Regions from separate parts of the Homo sapiens genome. Here regions 1 and 3 are each linked to region 2. The links are chromatin loops, found by intact Hi-C in ENCODE. Cell type or tissue: mammary epithelial cell. All regions are shown on one strand.

Region 1 (4,000 bases), 140 kb before region 2:
AATGGAGAGACTACAGGTTTTAGAATCAGAAATATCTGGGTTCAAAATACTGATTATTTTATTTATTAACAGTCACTTATATGACACCACATGCCAGGCATTGTTTTAAGTGTATTACAAATATTAACACATTATATTAACTCATTTAATCCTCATAACAACTTCATGTGGTAAGTACTGTTATGACCCTCACTTTACAGATTAGATGAAGAAACCAAGATCCATGGTGACTACATAACTTGACAAAGCTCAAACAGCTAGTAAGTGACAGAGCCATAATTTGAACACAAGTAGTCTGGTGACAGAGTTTTTGCCCCTGGGTCAATAATTTAGTCTCTAGGAGTCTCAGATGCATCTGTAAAACTAAATTAAAGCAGTGAATTGTCAAGTTAAAATGTGATAATTCTTGCAAAGCAGCCATTCCAGGACTCAGAACATAGTGGACACTATTTCTACCTTCCTTTCCCCTGGTGAGCAACTGGAGGCCTATGGTAATTGCAAAATGCTATGTTTGGTCCTAAGTGATGATGTCATGAATTTACAAGAAGGTTCTAGTACAATCCAGAGAATATAAATGTATATGAATATGCATTAAGGAACATATTGAGAAAGAATTTGCTACTATTAAATTATAAATTCAGTGGGATATGATATTCATAAAGAATACAGCAGTATAAAAATTGTTCTTATAATTTCACCATTTCCCAATGCCAAAACAATACTAGAGAAATATGTATAAATAGATCTAGACCAAGTAAAAGCCTAACTGTACCGTTACCTGTAGCCAACGTTTTCATTAGAAATGCAAAGATGAAAAGTATCTCTGAATTTTGCTGTCTGTATTCACTAGACACTCCAACAAAGCTCCTGTTAGCCATCACCCCCTTCCAAAGGTAAATCCTGACACTGAATGAATCTGAATCTTTTTTTAGGAAACCATTAACACCCTACACTTGTCCCAGTCATTGTAGCATCCTCTCCTGTATTCCACATAGACATGTGATAGGTAAAATAATCATCTGAGACAATACTACAAAGGATTGTGGCAGGGGGAGCTGGGCTCCTACAGCTAGAAAAATACACTGAGGCTGTTATAAGATGTAAAGGGACCAAAACAGATATAAAAATGATCATTATTTTAGAAGCAATACTGCAGAAAACCAAAATTGTTTCCAGCAGGCAAATATAAGATGGAAAGTTCCCTTTCAGAAATGAATGTACCTCCACTTTGGGAGAGGGAAACCTTACTGTCTATGAGAGCTTTGCCAAGTTACTTAACTCCTCCATCCCTCAGGTTTACCTATACCTCACAGGGTTGTTATGAAGATCAAAAGAATAAATACATGTAATACACTCAGGACAGTGCCCAGCACATTAAAAATGTTATTGATTATTATACACTACAATCATCATTGTCATCATCTACCAGAAACTAGTTCATTTCAGTCTCACATACCTCCACAGGTTCATCATTTTCCAATATTGCTGATGGCATCACTTCTTAAAGCTCATTTTATTTTGTAACCCACTTATTCTCTAAACAACATTTTTCCAGGAAATAATTTAAAATTGCTCTTTTCCAACTAAATGCAACATAATCTTGAGATAATTTCAGCTAAGCCATTCTCAGCATTTGCCAATCCCTCACACCAAGAGAAAACTTATCAAAAATACTTCATGTGCTCCAACATAAAAATGAAAGACATATGTTGGTCATTTAATCTTAATTTTTTGCTCAATTTTCTGCATCTTTTGATTGCCAGCAGGTCATTTCACCAATCAATATAATAAATTAAGTTTTAATAAATTTTCATGTTACTTTTTTCCCTCTATCTTAGGTAAAGTTTTATCATAAGACTCAACAGCTGAAATCATAGCAATGAAAAATCAGATGAATACACACAAGCCTGTCTCATTTTTCTGGGTGATAAAATTAAGTTCCAAATAATGTATGCATTATGAAAGTTACTTTACAACATACCTATTAAATAAGATGGTCTCCTTACTTACTGATTCTTTTCTTTCTTAAAAGAATCATTAAGCAAAGAACCTAAAACAGTAACCCAAATAAAACGCAAAGATACTTTGCTGTGATGAAAGCTCAGAATACTAACCTGAAAAATAAGAACTAAGGGTCTTCCTACTAACTAGGTATAGGTTATTAGATAAATCACTTTACATCTTTAGACTCTGGTTTTCTTATCTGTAAAATGAGAAGGTAGATTAAATTAGCTCCAATTTTCTTTCCTGCTCTAAAAGTCTATGATTCTACAAGGTACTATTTTAAATAAAGTTTAGAATTTGAAATTTTCTCATTTCTGTGATGAAAAATAGATTTTGCTTATTACCTAATGCCCTCACTAGATGGTGCTATTGGCACAGTTATCTCAGGTTACTTGAGGAAACTAGCAGGCCACGTTTCCCAAAAGGGCCACTTAACAGGCTTTGGGGATTACTCCCAGTGAGTGCTTTCCAGGCCACTATAGGATATTTATTATCCCCTTTTCCCTCACATTAAACATCAATAATTCCCCCCACTTCCCCAATAACTATGACAATCAAAAACAATCATACACCATGTCATCCTAGAAGGCTAGCCCAGTTCAGAACCACTAAAAGAATATCAGTTTTCTTTTCCAAACTTAAGAAACTGTTACGAAAAAATTAAAACTGATAGTTTAGTTGCTTGTGAAATTTTTAAAAAGTCATTTCTATAATGACTGCAAAGTGTCAAAAGCTCTTTACAGTGACAAATGAATATTCATACCCCAAAAGATCAAATACTTAACAGGACCTCTTTTGTCAGCTGAAGACTGAACAGCTTGTTATTCTATGCTTAATTTACATGTTGGTCTTACCAGTGATTATTAATTCTATATTAATCATTCTGATAATTTATATAACGACAAATGCCTTCCAAATGAAAAATTAAAAGAACTCCTATAAAAACATAAATTTGCACAATAAAATCACTCATAGCCAGTAGCAGAGGAGCAGCAGAGAACCCTAGGGAAAGTGGGCTGCCTACTTTGAAAGAGGCTTCATGAGTAACATCGTTTTTGTGAATTTTGCACGTTGAAACCTCATAAATCCAATGGGACTGCATATGACCAATAGAACCATCTCTCAGAAATAGTTCCCAGTAACCAAGCTCACAAGATTGACATAAAATCAGAATGCCAACTTCTTAATTTACAGAGATAACTACAGCTGCCCAAACCAGCAAGAGCACATGCATCTATGTCCTTGGGTCAGGACTTTCTCTCCCTTTTAGGCATGCTACAGAGGAAGCCAGGCTGTAATCAGAAGGTTGCCTAGGAAGGAGAGAATTAGGAAAAGGAGGATTATGTTGACATGATTTGAATGCTACAATGGCAAGAAGTCAAGGGAGTCTGATGCATCAAGGTCCAAAAAAAGGATACAAGCCACAAATAAGAATCAAGTCCAGGATACCCAAAATAACTCTTTGATGGAAGTACTATCATGATTCTCACTAGTCAGACTACAAAACAGATTTGAAGAGGTTAAGTGATTTGCTACAGTCATGTGGAGGAGACAAGAGCTCAAACACACATCTGGACTACTGAACCCAAAGTCCTGACCCCTATGCTAGACAAGGTGTAAAATCCTTAAAATTGCTAATAAAGAAGTTTCTGCCTATCCTTCAGTTTTATCTGTTGCCATTGGTGCTCTTGAATTCTGTTGACATTTTAACCACAACAAATTTTCAATTCCTGGAATAAGCCATTGTTTCTCTTGCCTTTGAACACACCATGCCAAACACTACACCTATCAACATCTTCATCAGGATAATTACTATTTATCTTTCAGATCTCCATTTTATCTATTTCTTTCTCAGTCTAATCCCAAGACTAAGTTTTCCTATGTAATTTGATGTAACTTGAGAGATCCCTCAAGTTACATCTCTGCTACATTCTCCCATGGAATGAATGTTTCCTGTATCTCCAATTCATAATACTTCAAACTTTGTTAAAATTAT
Region 2 (4,000 bases):
CCCTTTTGCCTGTTTTTTCTGTTTTTTGGTTTTTTTTTTCATTTTGTTTTCCATGTATGAACCCCACAGAAGAGAACACAAGGTGATGGATGAAAATGTTTGAGCAGTTGCTACCCAACTCGTAGTGATAAAAATACTCAGGATATAAAGTGGTAACACCGCTGACGCCTCATAATTACCCAAGTTATGTTGCACTTTTGATTAGAAAATGCAATTATGTTTATAGTGTTATAATCTCACCTGCCTTTGTGTTTTTGAGAAAATTGCAAGAGAATACCTCTCCTGGAGTAGGCTGCCCTTGCTAATCAGTTGATTCATGTCTCTTGAAGTGCTCATTGCACTTAAGATAATGAAGAGATGTGGCTTCTCCGGGGCTCTCAGCTCCCACCTAGACTCTGGGGCTTGTTTTTCAGAACAAACAGCTTTGTCTCAGTTGTTTTCTACTCCTCACAGGAAATCCAGCAACTGATTGTCATAGAACTGATTTTTCCCCAAGAATCTGCCTTCCATTCTTTCTTTTTGCTTTCTTTCACTTATTCAATTATTTATCCATTCATCAAGCTGCCATCAATTAAGTGCCTTCCTAATCTATGCTAGGTATTATACTAGGCATTGGGGATATGAAGTGTGAGAAGGCAGGGTCCAAGCCCTTCAGAAGCTCCGTCTCATAGAAGTAGTAGGAAAGAAAAGAGACAAGCAGAAGGCAGTGTGACTGGGGCCGAGATAAGAACAGGGTGTGAGAGGGGCCCAATCAACCCCATCTGGAGTGAATGAAGACTCAAGGCAGGCAGGCTTCCAGGTGGAAGTGATGTTTGAGCTGAATTTGAAGAAGGTTGGGACCAGGAAGGGTGTTGTTCAAGCATGGGGAAAGGGGTGAGCCTGCAGGGGTGAAGCTGCCCATTTTGGATTTGTCTAATCCAAGATGGGCAGTTGAAATGGGTTGAGTGGCTAGGGCAAAAAGCAGAGGCAGGAGTGTGTGTGTGTGTGTGTGTGTGTGTGTATTTGTATTTGAAGGCAGGAGTGGCAGGAGGTTAGGCTAGAGAGGGGTGCATCGTAAGTAAGGGTCTTCTGCGCTTCCGCGTCAGGAGTGGTGCAGAAAACTCGCCAAGCCATTAAAAAGCTTTTAGCAGCGGGGCACGGTGGCTCACACCTGTAATCCCAGCACTTTGGGAGTCCAAGGCGGGTGGATCACGAGGTCAGGGGTTCAAGACCAGCCTGGCCAACATGGTAAAACCCCATCTCTACTCAAAATACAAAAATTAACTGGGCATGGTGGCACACGGCTGTAATCCCCGCTACTCAGGAGGCTGAAGCAGGAGAATGGCTTGAACCTGGGAGGCGGAGGTTGTGGTGAGCCAAGATCACACTAATGCACTCCAGCCTGGGTAATAGAGCAAGACTCCATCTCAAAAAAAAAAAAAAAAAAAAAAAAGCTTTAAGCACAGAAATGATGTGCTCAGATTTATGCTTCGTGAAGAAAAAAAAAAATCCCTCGGCTTCAGTGTAGAGGATGGAGGGGGACCTGTTGGAAGCAGGAAGATTAATTACCTGTGACAATGCAAGAGGCTCTTATGAAATAGAGAATAGAGAACCATGTCAGAGCAAAATTTCTATCCATAAGGTCCATTCCTTCTGTTGTCTGGGTAACAAAGACAATCCCTTGGTATATCATCTACCATGTTTGGGTAAAGCATGACACAGGACCTACGAGCACAGGATTTCTTTTGTTGCTCAGAGAAGGCAAGAATTGCCATGAGGCGTGACCCAAGATCACAGGATAAGGAATGCACACACTTTGACTTCCCAATCTGGCTTTGACTGGGTCTGTGACTTGGACTTGGGTATCAGTTCTCCCATCTCAAAGTGAGGAGACTAAACTAAATTGTTCCTTAAGTTTCTTCCAGCTCTGAAATCAATAACGTAATAGCTTAATGAGCTGGCTTTAGAATTATATATGAATCTGAATTCTCTCTGCCACTTCTGGCTGCATGACGTTGGGCAAGTGACTTAAACACTCTATGGCTAAGTTTAAAATGGGGGTAGTAAGATTCTTCTTGCAAGGTTGTTGTGGAAACTAAATGTGACACTGTTATGTAAAGCATTTTTAGCACTGTATCTATGTATAATAGATGGCTGTTACTATTATAAACAAAAGTGAAGATAGTTAACCTGGATACTATGAAACAAGGAAACTCATCCCTAGATCATACTATGTCAAGAAACTAGAAAAGTGAATGTGTTAGTGCTTACAAATTCAGCTACACGTGCAGTCTTTTCTGCCTCTTAGGCTAGCCAACAGTACTGGGCTGAGATGGTAGTGCTGACACACTGTGACAGAGCACCCTCTAGTGGCCGTAAGCATTAACATTTTCATTACAATTATTGAAGAACATGGCTTTGTGGACATGCATGCAAACATCGAGGATTTGGGTTTGTTACTCTTAGATAATGCCAATAAAGCGAATAAAGTCTCACTAATTATAGCACTTCTAATAGTAATTCCTTAGTCAACTGTTCCACAAAAATCATGTTCTGGGCATTGATAAGATCTTGCAGTTCTAAAAGAGACAATTACATTTTAAATTAAAACGTATTAACATTTGAATCTCACATAAAATACTAAGTAGTTCTTTATGAGATTGAAAAATAATGTGACATCACTCAAAAGGATGGTGCAGTAGCACTTGGGTTAGGTGGCAGAGCTGGGGTCTTTCTAGGGGCGATCTTGCTACAAACTTGGCTGTGACTTTGGGCAACTTGCTTCATTTTGGGGAACCTGTTTCCTATTAAAATATAGAACTGTAAGCCTGAACAATCCTTTTTCCAGCTTTAAAATTCTCTGAATTAAGGGAGATAGGTTATCCATTTTAATATAGAGCTCTGGTTTCAAAGAAATTTGATGTCAACTTTTCTTCATGAACATGGGGTCTCAAGTACAGTAGTTTAAAGGCCATGCAAAGACAAATTTATACTATTTTAGAAAATCAATCCAAGCCATCTGTAGCAGAGATAGCTAGTCATTAACAACGATTCATATTTCCTTTCCATAATGTAGAATTTTGCAGAAGTACCAGTCCAATCAGGACTCCATTTAGCGGCTCCCTTTGCATTCAGGTGGGAACGTATGTTTAGTTCTTCCCAAAGGAATAGCAAAAACCATATGTATTTCCAAGTAGTTAAGTACCAGGTGCGTAACCCTCCACTCTTCCTCGTTCCCCTTGTCCTCCAAGGGATAACACTAATGTGAAAGGAATCTATTGAAGATGAGCTGCCCAGGAGGGCCACCCAATCAGAAATACCTGCATTGGATTTACTATTTCTTGTACTTTGCCACCTAAATGATTATCATTTAGGTGCCTGAGTTCAAACTGGTTCTGTAACAAGACAGAATATGCCTGTACTACTCTAAGGAAAATTAGCTTATAGGAATAAAAATTTTTCTGCAGATACTAACAAAATTTAAAGGCTGCATAGTTGATCTAGCAACTAAGGTTCTATGACTCTTCTGAGAAGTATTAACTGTGTAAAAGAAAAAATATATTTTTAATAGAAAAATGGAAACAACCTGAAGTTCAACTGAAAACAGATCAAATCAATTAAGACAAATATATACTGCAGAATACTATGTACTTACTGTAAAGGATGAATAGACTTTAGGCACCAACATGGAAAGATGTCCTCAATGAGAATTATAGAAGTTAAAGATATACAGTATGATTCTGTTGGGTTTTTAAAAAAAATTTGTAGGTTTTGCATAAAGACTGGAAAGTTGATGATCAATAAATGAGGGAATACTGCTTTTAAGGTAGATTTTCACTTCCTTTACACCTTCTACAGCCTTTAGTTGACAGAATGTGTATTGCTTTCATAATGAACATCTTCATATACTCTACCCTTTAACCAAAACTCTCGCCATTCTCACTCCTTACCTCCACACCTATGCTAAACACCTCTCTGGAGCATCCTCCCACAAATGCTATTTAACCAAATCTGATTAGGC
Region 3 (4,000 bases), 74 kb before region 2:
ACTCGCCCTTGATGTCCCTCTCGAAGTAGTAGGCGGCATCGCCGATATCCACGTCACCGGCGGCCTTCTGAGACGTGTTCTGCCGCAGCTCGATCTGGATGGTGGGCTGCTCGTAGTGCACGGCCGCCACGAACTTGGGGTGCAGCCGATAGCGCTCGCGGAAGAGCCGCCTCAGCTCGGCGTCCAGGTCTGAGTGGTTGAAGGCGCCGGCGGTGGGGCGGTGGCGCAGGTCAATGAGGATGTGGTGGGTGCGCACCAGCTCATCGCAGCGTAGGCTCAGGTCGCCCTTGTCCGTGCGGCGCACGCCCACCGAGTTCACGCACCAGCACACCGACGTCTGGTTGCACTGGCGCGCCTTGAAGCGGCCCTCGGGGTCGCAGTCGGGGTCGTAGAGGCCATCGTTGTCCACGAGCGCGTGCTCACTCGGCCGCACCAGCGTGCGGGCGTTCTTGGGGGCGCTCATGCGCGCCTTGAGCAGCAGACACTTGGAGGTCAGCGTGGAGCAGTCGACCGCCATGCCCGAGCCCAGCGCGCGGCACTGGCAGCGGCCGCCGGGGCCGTCGGGGCTGCACACGGTCATCTTGTTGGTGGGACACGTGCAGTTGTCCTGCGCGGCCGTGTGGCCGGTCACCGCCGCCAGCACCAGCAGCAGCAGCGGCAGCCGCAGCGGTGGCGGCGCGAGGCCGGGGCCCCGAGCCATGGTGGGGCGGAGGAACGCGGACCGGACGCGGGCGGATGAGGCGCGGGGACTCGTCGGGGCTCGGGCTCCGGCGTCTGGGATGGTCTGCAGGCGTCTGCCGCCCGGCCGCTCCCTCCGGCTCTTATACTCTACCCGACCTGCCCGGCTGGTTCCACCACCGACCGTCCCCACTGGTATTTGGGTGACACATCCCGCCCCCCTCCCCGTCCCACGGAAGGCCAAGCCGGCCCTGCGCCGCCCGCGATAGGATCAGAACAGGGAAGCTGCTCCCGCCTCCTCCGGACCGAAAGCCGGGAAGGGGAGAACCGATACTCACCTGTAGGCTTCTGGGGACCCGCCCTCGGCGCGGCCTCCTGCTACAGACCTGGCGCGTCTGGGCCGCTCTCCCGGCAGAAAGTCTAAAGAGTTTCATTGCAAAGTGTGGCTCGCGACTGTCGCGCTCTCCTCTATACGCGACTCCCTTTTCGTTCTTTCCCAGCCCCAGCCCTCCCTTAATTTCTCTCACTCCCTCTCTTCTTTGTCCAGTTCTCACAGTAGCACACGTTTATATAGTTTACAGTTCACAAACATTATCTCATCCTAACACCAGTCCTGACAGGTAGGGACTATCAGACCCGTTTTATAGGTGGTACTGATGAGGCTTAAAGACCTGAAGTCACACTGCTATCAACTTCCTCATATTTCTGAGAGGGGTCTTTGGCACCCTGCCTAGGAGTGATGAGACCTTAAATAAAGTGTTTGTGGACACGAAGTGACACAGAATCTGAAGGGAAGTTAGGGAAGCAGTTCTGTTACTCACCATATCAAGGGTAAAACACAGGTATCCTGGTGTCCAGAGGGTTAAAAGTTCTGTTAAACACTAATTTTCTGTACCTCACACAAGCGCACACACACAGGCACACACGCACATAATATTTATTTGTGCACTGGCTATAAAGAGACAAACAGGAACAAATTCTTAAAGAGCCAGCAAGACTGTAAAGAGTTTTTTGTACAATTTGATTCTAACACAGCAAATCGTTGCTTTTCTTTTCCTGTATCCCACGTAAGTAGCTGAACCATGTAAATAATGAAAGAATGGAGCCTGTGAGAAATTGCTTGTCTGCCACTGTGTGGCTAGTTTCATGGCATACAGGGGTTGCAATCTCTTTTTGAGTCATTGAGAAAGTCTAGAGTTTCAAAGCTGTGGTAAAATTAACAATAATTAGCAAGCTATAATTATTCCCAGGTCCTCCATCAAAGCACATTTTATATGTTCAGCATTTAATGTGCACCACCAGTCGTGCAAGGGTGTTGTTTAGCAGATGAAAGCCAGCTGGGCCTCTGTCCCATTAATTTTCACGCAATTCCTGAGGCAGGAAGATTGAAATATATTCTGCCTTGACAGACAGAGGAAGCAGAGACATGTGAGGGACAATTTCTTTTTTCTTTTTTTTTTTTGAGACGGAGTTTTGCCCTTGTTGCCCAGGCTGGAGTGCAATGGCGTGATCTCGGCTCACCACAACCTCCGCCGCCCAGGTTCAAGCAAGTCTCCCGCGTCAGCCTCCCGAGTAGCTGGGATTACAGGCATGAGCCATCAAGCCTGGCTAATTTTTTTTTGTATTTTTAGTAGAGACAGGGTTTCTCCATGTTGGTCAGGCTGGTCTCAAACTCCTGACCTCAGGTGATCCGCCCACCTCAGCCTCCCAAAGTGCTGGGATTACAGGCATGAGCCACCACGCCCGGCGAATTTTTTTTTTTTTTTTTTTTTTTTTTTTTTTTTTTGAGACGGAGTCTCGCTCTGTCACCCAGGCTGGAGTGCAGTGGCATGATCTCAACTCACTGCAAGCTCCACCTCCTGGGTTCATGCCATTCTCCTGCTTCAGCCTCCTGAGTAGCTGGGACTACAAGCGCCTGCCACCACGCCCGGCTAATTTTTTTGGTATTTTTAGTAGAGACGGGGTTTCACCGTGTTAGCCAGGGTGGTCTCGATCTCCTGACCTCGTGATCCGCGTGAGGGACAATTTCTTATCCACAAACATGAGGAATTGTGGGATAGTCCTCTGCTGTCTATCCCCACTGTCTCTGTTCAGGTCTTCCTTGGACAGATATCTGAGTCAGGTTCTAGTTTCTTTTCCCCTCTCCGACCTCGGTCCACCCTGCATCCAAGAAGACTTTCTAAATCAGAAGTCTGTGCCCACCTCCTCTCTGTTAAGTAGAGTGAGGGGGGTGCTCTCGGCTCTCCAGATAAAATTCATGCTTCTTATATTAGCCCTTAAGATCATTCCTATATGATGTTATAGGCAAGCTACGTCTCTGTGCCTTAGTTTTGTCATCTGTAAAATGGGGATAATAAAAGTACCTACCTTACAAGGTAGGTTTTATAGTTAATGCAGATAAACTGCTTTGAAGAGTATCTGTTCTAACAGTATCTACACATAGTAAGCAACGGATAGATGTTAGCTGCTGTCATTTGTCATCATCGTTGTCGTCGTCGTCGTCATCATCATCATCATCATCATCGTGCTCCTGCCAACCTCTCCGGCAGTCCATGTTTTCAAGTCTTTGCAAAGTCACCTACCTGGAGTCTCCCTTTCTTTATTTAGTGCATAATTCTGTTTTTCTACTCAGCTCTTGAGTCACCTCCAAGATGCCTTCCCTAATAAGGCCCTCCCTGTTACACTCAGGGATATGCCTCTCTATTCGTTCCTAATCTCAGACATACTAGGATGGCAACATTAACTTTTCTGGGCTTTTGTCCTCCCATCTGTCAAATGGGCAAAATACAGCCTGTTTCGTAGATTATGCTGAGACTCAAATACAAAGAGATGAGATGGTAGATGCCAAAGCTTTGTAAACTCTAAGACTCTGTAAAAATATTAGATTTCACTTTTATTTCTAAAATATATATACCCTCTTCTTGCTTTTCCAGGTATTAACTAGGTAGCCACAATGTTCTATAACTAGCAGAGTTCTCTATTTTCCATTCCATCAGGTCCCAGGCTGGCAAGAGGAAAGCTGATGAGAGAGGGTTCTCAGGGCTGAGGAATTTGTGTGATGGTGTCATTGACTACCAAGCTAGAACAGCCCCACATGGGTGGTACTGGGGCTAGTGCTCTGAGGCATCCAAGCCTTTGCTTCTTCCAATTATGTTAGGTACTGAGAGGACAGGAATAGAAGGGGCCCAGCCTCAATATCTTCTGGGGAAGTTAGAGTAAGGCAAAGATGACCTCCTAATCCCCTCCCCCCACAGACTCCACTTGCTTAAATTCTCTGGTTCTGCCAGGCTTTCCCCAACACACACAAAGACCACAATGAGTT

The links. Peaks named below come from ENCODE experiments on the same cell type or tissue, not always from the same donor. Only the 100,000 strongest peaks of a DNase experiment are listed, where the experiment ranks them.
Region 1: it touches region 2 in a loop (14-fold over the local background); 100 of 110 quality-filtered maps call a loop at or near these places.
Region 3: it touches region 2 in a loop (5-fold over the local background); 16 of 110 quality-filtered maps call a loop at or near these places.

What each region holds. Positions count from the first base shown.
Region 1 is chr1:58,513,630-58,517,629 of GRCh38, forward strand. The region is part of intron 7 of OMA1 (OMA1 zinc metallopeptidase); the gene reads right to left. It also overlaps a transcript of DAB1 not described here. Among named protein-coding and RNA genes, the nearest start is that of OMA1, 31 kb to the right of the region's middle. In mammary epithelial cell, a CTCF peak has its summit at 2,368 (motif pointing right); no DNase peak of the experiment used is centred here.
Region 2 is chr1:58,650,436-58,654,435 of GRCh38, forward strand. No RefSeq gene overlaps it. Among named protein-coding and RNA genes, the nearest start is that of MYSM1, 48 kb to the right of the region's middle. RefSeq lists an enhancer at 2,202-2,496. In mammary epithelial cell, a CTCF peak has its summit at 2,336 (motif pointing left); a DNase peak (open chromatin) is centred at 2,316; H3K27ac peaks cover 601 bases.
Region 3 is chr1:58,576,457-58,580,456 of GRCh38, forward strand. It overlaps TACSTD2 (tumor associated calcium signal transducer 2), which reads right to left and starts at 796. Exons shown (of 1, transcript NM_002353.3): 1 at 1-796. The coding sequence starts at 700. RefSeq lists enhancers at 1-259, 260-954. In mammary epithelial cell, a CTCF peak has its summit at 1,761; a DNase peak (open chromatin) is centred at 945; H3K4me3 peaks cover 1,613 bases; H3K27ac peaks cover 2,753 bases.